3 separate regions of the Homo sapiens genome follow, and regions 1 and 2 are each linked to region 3. The links are chromatin loops, found by intact Hi-C in ENCODE. Cell type or tissue: dorsolateral prefrontal cortex. All regions are shown on one strand.

Region 1 (5,000 bases), 53 kb before region 3:
CTGACCTCAAGTGATCCACCCACCTCGGCCTCCCAAAGTGCTGGGATTACAGACGTGAGCTACCACCAGTAACTTCTATAAAGCTCAACAAGGGTAAAGTCAAGGGCAAATCTCCTCCCTCAAACCAACTTCTTTCTTTCTTCTCATCTTTAACAGGGCCACTGCCAGCATCCAGGAGCCCAGGCTTGCAGTCAACGACTCTTCCTTTCCCATTAACTCCCATAGTCTGTCATTCACAAATTCCTATTTGTCCTTTCTTCCAAATGCCTCTTGCATTTCTTACTTTTCTCTCACTCCCTCTATCTTCATCCTAGCCCAGAGCCTGCCCCTGGGCTGGTATCCCCATAGACTCTTCCTTTTCTAAACTATCATTCTACTCCATTCATCTATTCCTTCATTCATCAGAAGAGCATCTGTGGAGCACTTAGTGCCAGACACTGCGCTAGACACTAGATGCACCCGTAACACAGACATGGTCCAGCTGGGGAGGCAGGTAATTGACAGGCAACTACAGTGTCTTGGGGTGAGTGTGATGATGGAGGAAGCCCTTAGCTGGGACCGTAATCCAGATGGAGAGACGTGTTGGGGAGGCCTACACACTCCTACTGGTTTCATTGTCCTAAACACTTTTATCCTGTTTCAACTAAAATTGACCTTCTCTTACTTTTGTTCCTTTGGGTTCAAACTTTGTAACCTGAGATTCTAAGGCCTTCCTTGTCAACCAAGCCTCATTCCCAGGACCCTCTAGTGGAAGAGGTAGTAGTAACAATGATAGTAATAATAGCACATCTTCATTAAGCTTATTTATCTTAAATAACAGGCCCTCTTCTAAGTACTTTTCTTATGTTAACTCTTCACAACATTCTCTATGAAGGAGGTACAGGTACTATGATTAGCACCACTGACAGAAGGGGAAACCGAGGCATGAGTGCTAAAAGGCAGAATCTGGGTTCAAGTCCAGGTGGCATGGCTTCCAGGCTGGCATGTGATGATGACACCATTGTGTATCAGTGTAACCTGGCCGTGTGGACCTCAGACTCTAAATCATACATCCTAAGTTCTCCCCAAAGACCTTTTTACTCCTGATCCCCTCTCCCCTGAGAATGCCCTTCTCTTTCTTATCAAACGCTATAGAAGGTTTTATTTACATATAAAAACAGAGCCTTCTTCCATGGAAAAGGCACTGGGTCTGGACTCAGTTCGATGTTCAAATCTTGTTTCTGGCTGCCAAATCCTTTCTTCTCCCTGACTCTCAATTCTTCCATCTCTGCAATGGGAATATTACTATTCTCCTCACACAGCCATTCTGAGTATGATGTGAAAATAATGCATGTGAGTGTGCTTGGAAAACTGCAGTCCCATACAAATTTACAGGAATCAACATCATTTTTTTCCTCTGGCTTCTCAAAATAAGAATGTTGTTATACAGTCTGAACTTCACTACAGCAAAGTTTGCTTACACATTCCACTGGGCATGGGACTATCTTTCTATACCTCAACTTCATCATCTGGGCAATGGGCATAATACCAGCTGCTTTATAGAAACATTTTGGGAATTTAATGAATTTTTTTGTTTTTTGAGACAGAGTCTCACTCTGTTGCCCAGACTGGAGTGCAATGGTGCGATCTTGGCTCACTGCAGCCTCTGCCTCCTGGGTTCAAGTGATTCCCTTGCCTCAGCCTCCTGAGTAGCTGGGATTACAGATAGGAGCCACCATGCCTGACTAATTTTTGTATTTTTAGTAGACACGAGGCTTCACCATGTTAGCCAGGCTGGTCTCAAACTCCTGGCCTCAAGAGATCCGCCCGCCTCAGCTTCCCAAGTACTGGGATTACAGGCGTAAGCCACCGCGCCCCGCCAACAATAGTGTTTTAAAAGAATTAGATGCATAATAGACATTGAAGAATGTGTGTTGCCTGTCTTCCCCAAAGCTTGGTTTTTCTCTAGCTGCTGGGGATGAATCAGTTTTGGTTCTCATTAGAAGGAGCCAGTCCAGAATCATGCCTTCTCTCTTCTTCTATTCTGTTAATAAATGAATGACACCTGTATTCTTGGAGCTTCTGATTTAATTCAGCATCAACACTGAAATATTTGTTTACCAAAGAAAAATACTTTCCATGCTCCTCTGACTGTGTCATCCACATGAGCCACCACCAGCAGCCCAAAGCCAGTTCCGAAGCAGCAGAACATTTTTCGAGCAAAACAGCACTCTGTGACCCTCGGAGTGCTTGTTCAGCTGAAATTACTTGTGTCTGGCACAGACCTTCTCTTTTGATTTTGGCAGGATTTCAGGGAGTGAAAAAGCTAGGTTAGTGTTAGGGCTGGGATTAGAATTTGGTACTCAACAGATCATACTGTTAACACTTCTCCTCTTTGCTAACTTTATGAAGTTCAAGAAAAGCTTTCTGGGGAATGGCACCAATTTATTTGCCAAAAGCTGAGATGGGCCAAGGAAGATGTAGTCAGCATTTGGAATCTCCTTGCCTTAGGGTTTAACAGCCAAGGAGGGAAGAAGGATGTGCTGGGGAGCGGGGGAATAGGGGCCATGTGGGTAGTGCTGGAAGGATTCGGGATGCCGAACAGGCTTGGCTCCTTGCGGTTCCACCCCCACAACATCTCTCAAGCCATGCGCCGTCCTCTCCTCTAGCACAGCACTCTGTCCTAATCCTTATCATTCTCACCAACTATAGCAATACTCTCTGATACGCCTTCTTGCCCCTCTTGTCTGTCCTGAGCACTGCTGCCAGTTTTTATTCTTATGCTTAGAAGCATTCAAGCCTCCCCAGTGCTTGTCAAATAAGAGCCTCATCTTTAACACAATGCTCAAGGCTCCCCACAAGCAGGTCCCAAGCTCCACTTCTGCCCCCGTTTCTTCCTTCACCTTCCACGAAGACTCTGGCACCTACGAGCTAGACATGTGCCATCCCCCAGACGTGCCATGTCCATGCCAGCCTGTGAGCCTTTGCACGGACTGGTCCCTCAGCCTAGATTGTCCTCCCCTAGTTCCCATCTTTGCCTAGTAGATTCCTCCTCATCCTCGAGGACCCAGGTCAAATATCGCTTCTTCTGTGAGGCTTCTCTTAACTCTTCAAAGCAAAGCTGATGCCTCAAGCTCATCCATGGGACTTGTGTACTGCACTCTTTTGTGTCTGCCACGAGGGGACCTTGGGGACAGAACAATGCCTTATTTATAATTATGTGTCTTCTACACCACATCGAGTGCCTTGTTCAGTGTCTGTTACTTTATTTGAATTTTTGAAAGCAGATGGGACAATCTCCCTTGATACCAGGGAGAAACCACAGCAGTAAACTCAGTCTTTGGCTGTGTTAGGCTGACTGGTTCTGCTTTCTTTATTTTTATTTTTTATTTTTTTTTGAGACAGGGTCTCTCTCTGTTGCCCAGGCTGGAGTACATTGGTGCAATCTCAGCTTACTGCAACCTCCACCTCCCAGGCTCAAGCGATCCTCCCACCTCAGCCTCTGGAGTAGCTGGGACCGCAGGCGCACACCACCACACTTGGCTGGCTAATTTTATTTACTTTTAGTAAAGAAGGGGTTTCACCATGTTGCCCAGGCTCGCTTTCTTTTCTTTTCTTTTTCTTTTCTTTTTTTTTTTGAGAGAAAGTATGGCTCTGTCGCCTAGGCTGGAGTGCAGTGGCGCAATCTCGGCTCACTGTAACCTCCGCCTCCCTGGTTCAAGCAATTCTTCTGCCTCAGCCTCCTGAGTAGCTGGGATTACAGGCGCGCACCACCATACCTGGCTAATTTTTGTATTTTTAGTAGAGACGGGGTTTCACCATATTGGTCAGGCTGGTCTCGAACTCCTGACCTCAGGTGATCCACCCGCCTCGGCCTCCCAAAATGCTGGGATTACAAGCGTGAGCCACCATGCTCGGCCTCAGGCTTGCTTTCTTTAATCTCCAGAATAATGCAGTGCACTGGGTAATGGGTACTGGGTAAACATCTCCTTGTTGGCCACAGGTAACTGCTCCCTGCAAATGTCATCTCTGAGGAGATGTCCCAAGTGGCAAGGATTTTTGGCTCAATTAAGCTCCCAAGAGTTATCCCCATTATGTTAAGTTCTGGAGAGATATGCATAATTGTGACTCTGTCCCTGCCATGGAGGTCCTTACGGCTTAGTGAGGAAGATACACACACACACAGACACACACAAGGCATGAAGCTTGATGGGGTTCTCAGCTAAGCCTGGGAGCAACAGGGTAGGTTTCTTGGAGGAGGTGAAAACTGAACTGAATATTAAAGTTGTACAGGAGTTACGATGGACAAAGGCAGTGAGTATAACCAATATAGCCTCAAGCTACCATTAGCATTCAGAACTGAAAGATTATGGTGGTATAGGGAAGGGGATCAGTTGAAGAAAGATAGAGATATTGATAGAGAAGATGATATATGAGCTGGGCTTTGAAAGATGAGAGGGTTTTGGATAAATAGAGATAGGAATAGGATACAGGTTGAAAGACAATCTGGGCAAAGGAACAGTGTAAACAAAGGCATAGAGGAGGGATGTAGCTTGCTTTAAATGATCAGCTCCAAAAAGGTTATCACTGGAATATTATTTGAGAGATGAATCATGATGAGAGATGGGGCTGGAGAGAGGAAGGGTCTAGGTTATGAAGGGTCTAAATGTCTCCAGAGTAACTTAGGGTGATGTGATTAGCATACTTTTTAGCTAGATTCTGATGATCTCCTATTAACAGCGGCATCTGCAGAACTGGGAGACAGAGGGCCTCAGGAATTGGTCAGCTCTAATATTAACCAGCAAGACTGCTGTAGGTTAATCACTTCTTCTTTCGTCATCTCTGTTCTTACATTGATATCATTAAGCTGACTCACCTCTTGGTAGCGGAGTCAAAATTAAAGCAACTCAGGGCTCTGCAATGCTGCAATGCTGTCCAAGGACAAAGCATGAACCTCTCTCTCAAAAAACAATCAGTTAAACATCTCTCCCCTGAAAGAACAGCCCCAGCACTCCCTTCCA
Region 2 (5,000 bases), 160 kb after region 3:
TGTGTTCTGTGGACTCCCTTCAGTTTCTCTTTTGTCCAGTTGGCCCAGTTGGCCACAAGCTTCGTTTCAGAGATGAGACCAAGTCTCCTATTCCTTCTCAAACAGCCACTAGCCTCAGAGAAATCGCCTGTATATCGCCTGAATGGCTTTTTTTCTTTCTTTCTTTTTTTTCTTTTTTTTGAGACAGAGTCTTGCTCTGTTCCCCAGGCTGGAGTGCAGTGGTGCAATCTTGGCCCACTGCAACCTCTGCCTCCCAGGCTGAAGCCATCCTCCTGCCTCAGCCTCCCAAGTAGCTGGTATGACAGGCCTGCACCACCACACCCGGCTAATTTTTGTATTTTTAGTAGAGACGGGGTTCCACCATGTTGGCCAGGCTGGTCTCAAACTCCTGACCTCAGGTGATCCACCCACCTTGGCTTCTCAATGTGCTGGGATTACAAGCGTGAGCCACCGCGCCTCGCCACGCGAATGGCTTTTAATGGAAACCTTCCCTGCAGTCTCTCATTTGAGCTTTAAGTTTCACCATCCAACTTTTTACCAGATTGGCAAAAAAAAAAAAGAAGAAAAAAAAAAGGAAGAACCTAAATAGACTTCACTGTTTCCCTAAGTTCCTTACAGCTGTGCCCTTCCTCTGGTCACTGAACCTGTCAACCTAAGTTCCCTCAACCGTAAAGTGAGGACATTAATATTGGCCCTGCCTGTTCTGTGCATCAAAATAAATGAGATGCTGTGTGGGAAGACCTTTTGCAAACTTTAACGCAGTTTTCCTCCTCTCTGACTCTCTCTCCTATGATCCAGCCTGAATCTATTCCTTCCTCAAATGAGAAGTAGGACTGAGTCTTCTGTTCTTTGCAAAGCATTTCTCAGCACACCTGCCCAGCTGCATGAGCTGAGAGGAAATCAGCATATTAAGGAAGAAGAAACAGTGCCTCCTGCTGAAGACTTTACTGCTTCTAGCACCTGTTAGGTAAATCTCTGTTTATTGGGTTCCAAGCTAAATTCACTCTAAAAGACCTGGAATCTTCTCTCTTATCAGTTTTCAGCAATGAAGTTTTGGTTGAGACACTGAATGTACCTAAGCCTCATTTTTAAAATGTGATAATAGTTGCCTTGCTGCGTTGTCATAGCATATTAGGACATGTTATGGTCGGCAGTCAAAGCACGTGACTTTTTCCTGTCCCACTGGACTTTTCTCTCCCTTCAGTTTACTCTTCTTTTTTTTTTTTTTTTTTTTTTTAAGACGGCGTCTTTCTCTGTCTTGCGCAGGCTGGAGTGCAGTGGCACCATCTCAGCTCACTGCAGCCTCTGCCTCCTGGGTTCAAGCGATTCTCCTGTCTCAGCCTCCGGAGTAGCTGGGACTACAGGCGCCCACCACCCACACCTGGCTAATTTTTGTACTTTTAGTAGAAACAGTGTTTCACCATGTTGGCCAAGCTGGTCTCGAACTCCTGACCGCTGGTGATCCACCCGCCTCGGCTTCCCAAAGTGCTGGGATTACAAGTGTGAGCCACTGCACCTGGCCTAGTTTACCCTTCTAAATCTCTGTGCCTCAGCTTGCTTCCCCATAAAATGGGGATAATAATCTCTGGACTACTTAGCTCACAGGGTTGGTTGTGTGACTTTGAAATAAAGGCTATGGTGGGGAACTGAAGATGGCGAAATGTAGTAGCAATGCCTCAGTGGGGTTATTTGCTGGCCTGGGGCTGGTGGGTCGTGTGCTGGTTCTCAAAGGCCTGGCCTGTTGTCTGCAGCAACCACGTTTAGAAGGTCCCTTAGCATAGCTGCTCTTACCAGCTCTTCCTGAGGCCCCTGACACTCTCCCATCTCCCTGCAAGGCTCTGCGGTCTCCTTACACCTGTTACCCCCATGCCTCGCCCTGTCCGTCTCTCTTAGTCCCCCTCTAGATCACAAGGCACAGGACCATTCACCGCTATTCTCTGGATACAGAAATGGTGCCTGCCCCAATCCTGAGGGCTGTCAGAAGCTGCCCATCACATGACACGCTCAGCCCCACTCCCCCAGCTAATCCTCATGAATAAATACTAAAAAGACTCATTATGGAGAGATAAGGAAAACAGGAAGTGCTTCTGAAAGCTCCCAACAACACCCTCCCTCCAGACCAGTGAACAACCCCACCCCCTCCAGAGGCCACCAGTGTCTTTAGCAACGAGGCCCCCTCTGCGGTTGAGGAAGAGCCTCTGTCTCTCAAACCCAGAGGGGACTGTGGGGCCTGGAGCCGGGAGGGCAGGCCAGAGGCAGGGGAGCTGAGTTGCTGTATTCTGGGCACAATTTCAAGGCCAGCTGCAGGGAGAACAAGCAGTCGCTGTGCGCCTGCAGCTGGCTGTGGTTAGGCCAGGGCTGTCCCTCACTTGTGGTATATTTAAAGAGACCTCACCAGACGGCTGTGCCAAGGGGAAAAAATGCACACATATCCCTGTTAGCCACACTCGGTTCCCCTGCCAAGGCCTCTCCTCCTTCCTCAGCTCCCAGCACTGCGTTCACACGTCAAGAGAGGAGGACCGGCTTCTCAGACTCCCTGTGTGCCACCTGGGGACACACAACCTGGCGCCTGGCCTCTCTGCCCTCTTACCAAGCTGGCCAAAAGTTCAGGGGATTAGCCAGATCGGCGCCTCCCACCCTGGCGTTGGTAACCCAGCAACCGAAGAGGAGAGGCAGGCAGATGAGTCAAATGCAGCCGCACAGAACCTCTGGCTTCGTGTTTTGTTTGTGAAAACTCCCTGTGAGTGAGGAGCACAGGGGCCCTTCCGGCAGGGAGGGGCAGGGCTTTCCTACACCACTCCAGGCCACAGGTGCCTCCTCCAGGGAGGCCCAGGCCCCACTGGACTGCAGTGCGGGCTTAGAGGCCAAGCTGGTGGGCCAAGAGGAGCCCACCCTGGCTGAACTCTCTGGCTGCCTCTTCCACTTATTTTCCTCAAGTGAAAAGAAGACTACGGGCCTAAATCCCACGGGAAGGTAGGCCTGGTAGCAAGAACTCTGGGCAAGAGAACCAATGGGCGTAAAGTCCCACGGAGCAGGTGTGCATAGAAGTTTGGGCTTTCAGGTGGCCAGACACCAAGGAGCTGTCCTCATGGCAATCAATGAGAGGGCTTCCGGAGCGAAGCCCAGCCAACGTGGGGTGAGAGGGTGGGAAGTGGGCAGCTTATCAACCAGGGGAGGGGAGCCAGCAGGCAGACTGTCTGAGGCAGGCCCCTACAAGTGCCGGAAGAGTTAGTGAAACACAAGTGCACCAACAGGATTGGCTACATAATTTGCGGGGCCTAGTTCAAAATGAAAATGCCAGCTTCTTTGTTAGAAAATTATCAAGGATTTCAAGACAGTGACAGCATAGGATGAAATCAAGGGCCCTTCTAAGCACAAGGACATTTTGTGACCACACAGGTTGCACACCCACAAAACTGACCCTGGGTACCTGTGAGTCAGCTCGCTGAAGCAGATGTGAAAATCAAGGCAGGTCAGCTGGGGGATGTCTGGCTGCAGCCCCTATACTCCCCACCCCTGCTGCCCTGTAACACCAGTTCCCAGACTTTTACCAGGCTTGGGACATTGTCTCTCCAACAGCAGCCCCTCTCCCTGTGCTGACGGCAATGGAGACTTTATCTCTCAGAAAAGAGGGAATCGCAAGGCCACGGTGGAAGGAGGGCTGAGGGCTGGAATGAAGTGTGGCTCTGGGCTCTCGGGGCCTCTGAGTCCCAAAGCCCCCCAGGGATTCTCTAGACAGGCCACTGGAGCCTTCTGAGTGAGCGTATGGAGGTGTTTTGGAACAGGATGGAGAAACAACAGAGACTACGCTCTGGGTCACCTCTTAAGGTCCCAAGAGGATACATCCTGTGCATGTGTGACAGTCCAGGAGCAGAACCAAGATCCAGGAAGCCTTCTCCCCACTTGGGAACTTACCTCCAACTCAATGTGGTCGTGGAGTTTCTTGCAGGTCGCTGCAAAAGTCTCCGAGGTGCCAAATTCAAAGTACCACAGCTTGTTCTTCATCCTGGACCACAAAGCAGAGAGATGTCTCAATATTCCATACTTGAAATGCTCATGTAAAATAGCTATGTTCTTTGGATTGGGAGGCCCAAGCCTTCAGCAATTTCCCCAATCTTACATTTTCAGCACTTGTTAATCAGATGATCAAGGAATAGAAATTTTTTACCAACTGTTCTTGCTCGGAACTTAGAGAAAATCCACTTATTTCTTAGACATCACGGCAACCCTGGGTGAACTACCAACTGCTCCCCGAGTTTCCTGGTCAGAACAGGAAGAAGGTCTCTGTAGCTGCATTAAGGAAAGAGCTCTACGAGAAGTCAAGCCAGAGGTGGCAAATATCAATACAGTGCTCTGGCCACTGTCCTTTCCATTACTCAGGCAGAACTCTCTTTTGGGTATGTTTGGGGTGTAAAGGGAAGATCCTTCTAAGACTTGAGGGATGTGCAGTCTTAGGACAGAGGAGGGATAGCCCCACACTAACCCAGCTAAAATGTGTGCTGCATTGCCCAGGCTCTGACTGGGGGAAGCAGAGTGGCAAGAATTAGATACAGACTTGCAGGCAAGTTGGAAAAAAAGAAGAGTTGATTGGTAGCAATAATCACCTCCCCTCTTCCTCAAATGTATTTGCTTAGGCCATGGCAATCCTTCAGTTAAGGGCAAGACTTGTCATATTTGCTTCAAAGTAAGAGTTCACTACTTTGAGCTTTAAAAATTTTCAGCATTTTCCTTGAGAGAAAAAAAAAATCAATCAATGGGGTTCCCGTGTAGCTGGGGGCTTTGCAAAGTCAGATGGTGTGTCCTGACACTTGGTGCTTTTGATCAGATGGTCTCACTGGGAAGTGTTTCTGAAGGTATTCCATTCCTTCCACCCCAACTGTCACCCCATTATCAGGGGTTGGCTAAGAGAAGGGACACCTGTCCAGTTTACGAGCTGACAGATTTTGCTAAGGAAGGATTAAACAAAATCACATTCTTCTTGGCACTCAGAAGAGAGGATG
Region 3 (5,000 bases):
TCCCTTCCCTGATCCCATAGTACTTAACACCTAACAAATTCTATCATTTGTTTTTTTCCTCCCTTGCCCAGATGTAAGATCCTTGAGAGCAGAGATTTATTTCCCTCCACGAATCCTACAGCAGTACCTGGCATAGACTAGGCACTATTTATTGGATGAGTAATACTCAGTATATTATACCTTGCATTCTAGTTTCACCTGGAGAAATGTTTCCCCCACTAGATTGTTGGGTGCTGAAGGAGAGGGTGGGCTTGTGACTCCCTTATCTTCACCTGCAAAGTGTCTATTATAGTGTCTTACACATCATCGATGATTGGTACATGATAACTCAATGATGAAAGCACAGACTCACCCTTGTTTCACTCTAGGAAACAGGTCATCCAGGAGAGTCCGGCTAATTGTTAAAGGTAGGTGTCACAGACATCACTGATGCCAGCTCCATGTGCCCTCAACCCCCTAAGCTAACTGCATCTGAAAACAGTTCCTAGCACACTGATTATCTGCATCTACACTCTTCTCTTCCTGATAGGATATATATTGAAGAGTTAACATCTCTGGGGATAACCTTCAACCAATAAGGGCAGGAGTTGGAGGATAAATGCCCCAGCCTCCCCAGCTTCTGGTCAACATAGTCTGGATAAGATGGTGTCAGTGGTGTTTAAGTATTACCTGGAAAGTATAGCACTTAAACATGTAAGAGGTTGTCACACAATTACTATACCACAAACAGGGCTTTAGCTTGAAAATGCCACCTAAATCATTTATGTTTAGCATCCAGCAGTGCCTGGCACCTAGCAGGTGCTCAGTGGATGATTGAAAAAGAAGAAATGTGCCATTAATGGTGGAACTGAGCCATCTTCAGAGCTTGCTTAAAAATGGTGACTTGAGAATGATGTTCTTAACTGTTAACTCTCCTACACACGCACACACATTCCTTGACTCCCCTAGGAAACTCCTTTCTTTCTCCCTTACTGCCTATGAGATCGGGGAGTAGTACTTCATCAGTGCCCTCAATGAACCTAGGAGGTTAGGCCAGATGGTCCCCTGAGACCATTTAGTTAAACCCAATCAACCACTGACCTGGGGCCAGAACCCAAATGTCTAGGCTCCAAGGGACTAGTCCTCTTTCCACAGTAGCCACTGTGAAAATTCCAAAAAAGAAATTAATTTTGGAGGCTAACAGCCATGGTATTTTCAGACTCAATTTCAACAGTATTACCATTTCAGAAAGCCTGCCAAAAAGATAATGGAGATGAAAAAGTGCTGTGTAAAGTGCTACCCAAAGGTTACCTGAGGTTCACTGCCAAGGTCAACAAACCCAGGCTTGGGTGTAGAGCCAGCTCTTAAAGTTGGAGGAGCTAAGGCTGGTCATTCAAAGGGCCCCTTCTGAATGGGACACCAGTGTACTTGCCGGGATCAAAAGGACATAGCCGCTCGCCTGGTACCACCCTCACACCCTCCCCCTATTTTAAGTACAATACACTTATGTTGAATAGAATACTTACACTATGTATTTGTACTAAACAATACTTACACTATGCATTTGTATTAAACTGATGATCTTCTGGACTTTTTTCCTTTCTCTTGTATTTCAGAGGCCACACATTGAGTAGCAGCCACCTGCACCGCTGGGCAATGAACGGTCTCTCCAAAGTTTCCAACCGTCTGGGTACATTAGTGTTTTTCTTCCACATTAGTTTACATTTGTCCCAGCTGCATTAGAATTTAGATTCTGCACATACTCTGGCTCTCAAAACCACATTCTTCTGCGCTCACACTACCTCTTTGTCATCTAACAACTGAATACGCATTGTTTCCCTGGCTTGGCTCATGAAAGGGGACCCTGATGCAGAGTAAACTTCCCATTCTCTGAGCTTCCTTATCCTAGCGCCCAACACTAGAAGGGCGGCAGTGTTTGGTGACCTCCTGCGTTAGGTTAACGATCTGGGTCCGGGCCCAGGCTGGATAACGAGCCCGTGAATAATGGGGAGCGGATTGTTAAAGCCTTATCATGGTGAAGCTGAGAGGCAGAGACGGCTTTTTCCTGCGCACCCTTGCCCCTTCTCCCCAAGCATCTTTTCTTAATCTGTCGAAGCTAATGGGGTTTATGTGGCAGACATTCATTCCTCACAAGCTCCAATTCAAGAGGCGGTGCACTCATTCAGTCTCGATGTTTCTACACTTAGAGGCTTGTAAAACAGTAAAGAAAGATAGCAGATAAACTGACAGAAAGCCTTCTGTTCTAGGCTTGAAAAAAGGCTCTACTTTATTTCTCCACTGTAATAGGAGTCTTGAGAAGGCCAAATTAGAGGTGCAGAAAAAGGGTGAAATAAGAGCACTAGAAACCGTAATAACCGTAATAACACCGCAATACAACCCGGCGAACTTTATTTCCTTCCACGTATTTCCCGAGTGATACATATTCACGAGAAAGAGACAAACTTGGAGGAGGAGGTTTTTACTGCTGCACGGCCAGAAAAAAACATAGTGGGCAAAACCTTCCTGAGCTTTTTTCGTTATTTATCAACCATTAATTGATTTTTCACTTGTCAAGAGCAAAACTTATTGGGGAAAAATTAGAAAATGAATGGTCTTAAGTTCTTACTGGTTTTCAAAGTATCCACATAAGGGGCTGAGGATAATTCTGGGACTCGAAAGTCCTAGACTGCTTTGTAATCTTTTCACACAACCCAAAGCGAAACATGGGCTACACTTAAAAAAAGAGTTACTAAGAATTGGTGGCTTGGTGGGCTCAAGGGGATGAGGTGATCTCAGCTCACCATTGGCTGGGAAGAGGATCTCTCGACTTTCCACCTCTTTGGATTAAATTTTTAGCTGGAGTTTAAGAGGAGCTGTGCACATCTATTTCCAGGTAACAGAGTTCCCTAACTACCCTCGATGCCACTGTCCATTGGTAAGGCTAAATTGTTGAGAGGGCTAGGGCGGGGGCGGAGAGAAAGCCAGGGGGCTTTTGCCTGCTTTAAAATTAGACCAATGAGGGCAAGAAAGAGGCAGGTTCGGGTGCTTGGTAAACGAAAAGCAAACTTCTTTATTGTACACAGTACAGAATATAACGCAGCTTGGCAGGATGCATACGGCCCTGCGCAGGGGAAAGTATTTCAAATCAGCTGGCAGGTTCAAGCCTTTCTGCACTGTAGACTTTCCACACTCTGGAAAAGAAGCAAACAAACAAACCCCAAAGAACCCCCGAAAAAAACAAAAACCATCCGGGAGGTGCATGAGTCCAATGGGAATGCAACCGTGATGCCGCTGTCCTATGCCCAGTGACAGCACAGGTCACGTAAGTTACAGCAGGGGAGGGGTAGCTCAAGCTACAGAGGATTATTGTCATATTGCTAAGACAGCATAAATCCATTCAAAAGAAAAAAAAAAAAAATCCAAACCAGGGTAAGTAAAGAAAGGAAAACCAAATCTATACAGCATTTACAACAAATAAATCTCTAGCCAGCTGGGGGTAAAATATGCATCTATGTATAGACTATGTGTAGGTTAAGAAAGCTATAAATATGGTTTAGAAAGAGTCCTTTGATTAGAGTACAATGCTAATTAAGGCCCAATCTACAGGTTTACCACCTTTGTGGGCTAATTAGCTTCCAATAGAGGAGAATCTCATGTTTCCATAGCTATAAAGTGCACCCCTTATCCCTGCGAACCTCTTCACAAATGTGCTGTTGGTCATAAGGGGGACAGTTTGAGACTATGGAGTGCTCCATGAATAGAAAAGCAGTTCAAAGCACGTGTCTCACACTCACGGAGTCAGCACTGCCTCCTTCACATACGAGGAACAGTGTAGTCATTCTTAATGTACTAAGTGTCACGGGGAGCACAGAATTCTACCAGCAGAGCAGGCAGCAAGGTACCACCAGTAACTTTTCCTCTACTTTGAGCTCAACTTTCACATAGCTTTAGCTTGGTTGTTTAAAACTTTTCCAATATAATACAGCAATGAGAATAATTTCTTTTTAAAAAAAGGCAGGAATCTAGAATGCTAGCACTGTTGCTTACCTGTCAGTATCACACGTAAGTCTCAAACCCTACTGAATCACACAGGTAGGGTTTAAAGTCCAAGATTTAAAGAAAAAGGAAAACAAAACAAACTGATGAAATGGAAATTGTCATCAGTCATGCCCAGGGAAGAATCCCAAGGGTTTTCACCAGGTGACCAGGTTTCCAAAGGACATGACACATGTTATATACATATGCTTTCCAGAGAGGGCATGTTAGTGAACACGGGGAACTATACATAGAGAATCTAAGCTTGTGTCCAGGCTGCCCTGCACACTTCAAAAATGTACAACTCAGGTGCAAATGTTCCATCAGGTTGTCTGGTGCAGAAAGCACAAAGCAGGCAACAAGGCGGGCTTTCACATGGCCAAGGGGAAGCCTCAGCAAAGCCCCTCTCAAGCTGCAGTGTCTTCATAAGTTGGCACGGCCCTGGCTAAAGGACACAGTGCACAGTTACCAAAAGGTTTGTTTTTGTTTTTTGTTTTTCGTTTTTTTGCTTTAAATACCAAAACTACAAAAATCAGTTTATAAACTGTTTTTCCAAAACAACCACCAAAACAAAACAATCCCCCAAATCAGGGCAAAACAAAATACTGTCAAAAGTGTTAATCGCCCTTCTCCTAAAATAAAAGTCATCCACACTCAGCCACGTGATTGGGAAGAGAAAGGGGGCTTGCTCTACTTGGCGACCACATGGCCGGGTGGTTCCCAAGAGTAGCCATGGTTTATGATTTTGAGAACCACGGAGTGGGGAACAGCTGTTCTGACTGCCCCCCTTTTTCTAGACAAGGGGTAATATTTCAGATTCAGCTAGAAGAGCTTTCCAATGTTTAAGATGTATTTTTAACCCTTAATGGTTTGAGCCTCCCCAACTTAGCCTACTTACTTTTCTATGGGTTTGTGATTTTTCAACAAATTGTGCAAATCAGAGCCCTTCTATGTAAAGGCATTTAGTAGTCCATGATCGATGCAGA

Evidence for each region. Peaks named below come from ENCODE experiments on the same cell type or tissue, not always from the same donor. Only the 100,000 strongest peaks of a DNase experiment are listed, where the experiment ranks them.
Region 1: a loop joins it to region 3, with 4 times the contacts of the local background. A loop is called at or near these places in 7 of 110 quality-filtered maps.
Region 2: a loop joins it to region 3, with 7 times the contacts of the local background. A loop is called at or near these places in 5 of 110 quality-filtered maps.

Annotation. Positions count from the first base shown.
Region 1 is chr3:185,990,719-185,995,718 of GRCh38, forward strand. No RefSeq gene overlaps it. Among named protein-coding and RNA genes, the nearest start is that of TRA2B, 55 kb to the left of the region's middle. In dorsolateral prefrontal cortex, no CTCF peak of the experiment used is centred here; DNase peaks (open chromatin) are centred at 1,833 and 2,583; H3K27ac peaks cover 1,829 bases.
Region 2 is chr3:186,207,880-186,212,879 of GRCh38, forward strand. It overlaps DGKG (diacylglycerol kinase gamma), which reads right to left. Exons shown (of 25, transcript NM_001346.3): 21 at 3,916-4,006. Among named protein-coding and RNA genes, the nearest start is that of ETV5, 100 kb to the left of the region's middle. RefSeq lists an enhancer at 2,049-2,676. In dorsolateral prefrontal cortex, no CTCF peak of the experiment used is centred here; a DNase peak (open chromatin) is centred at 2,302; H3K4me3 peaks cover 1,479 bases; H3K27ac peaks cover 4,785 bases.
Region 3 is chr3:186,043,292-186,048,291 of GRCh38, forward strand. ETV5 (ETS variant transcription factor 5) reads right to left here. Exons shown (of 13, transcript NM_004454.3): 13 at 3,023-5,000. Among named protein-coding and RNA genes, the nearest start is that of ETV5-AS1, 33 kb to the right of the region's middle. In dorsolateral prefrontal cortex, a CTCF peak has its summit at 1,911; DNase peaks (open chromatin) are centred at 1,399 and 1,910; H3K4me3 peaks cover 1,373 bases; H3K27ac peaks cover 2,787 bases.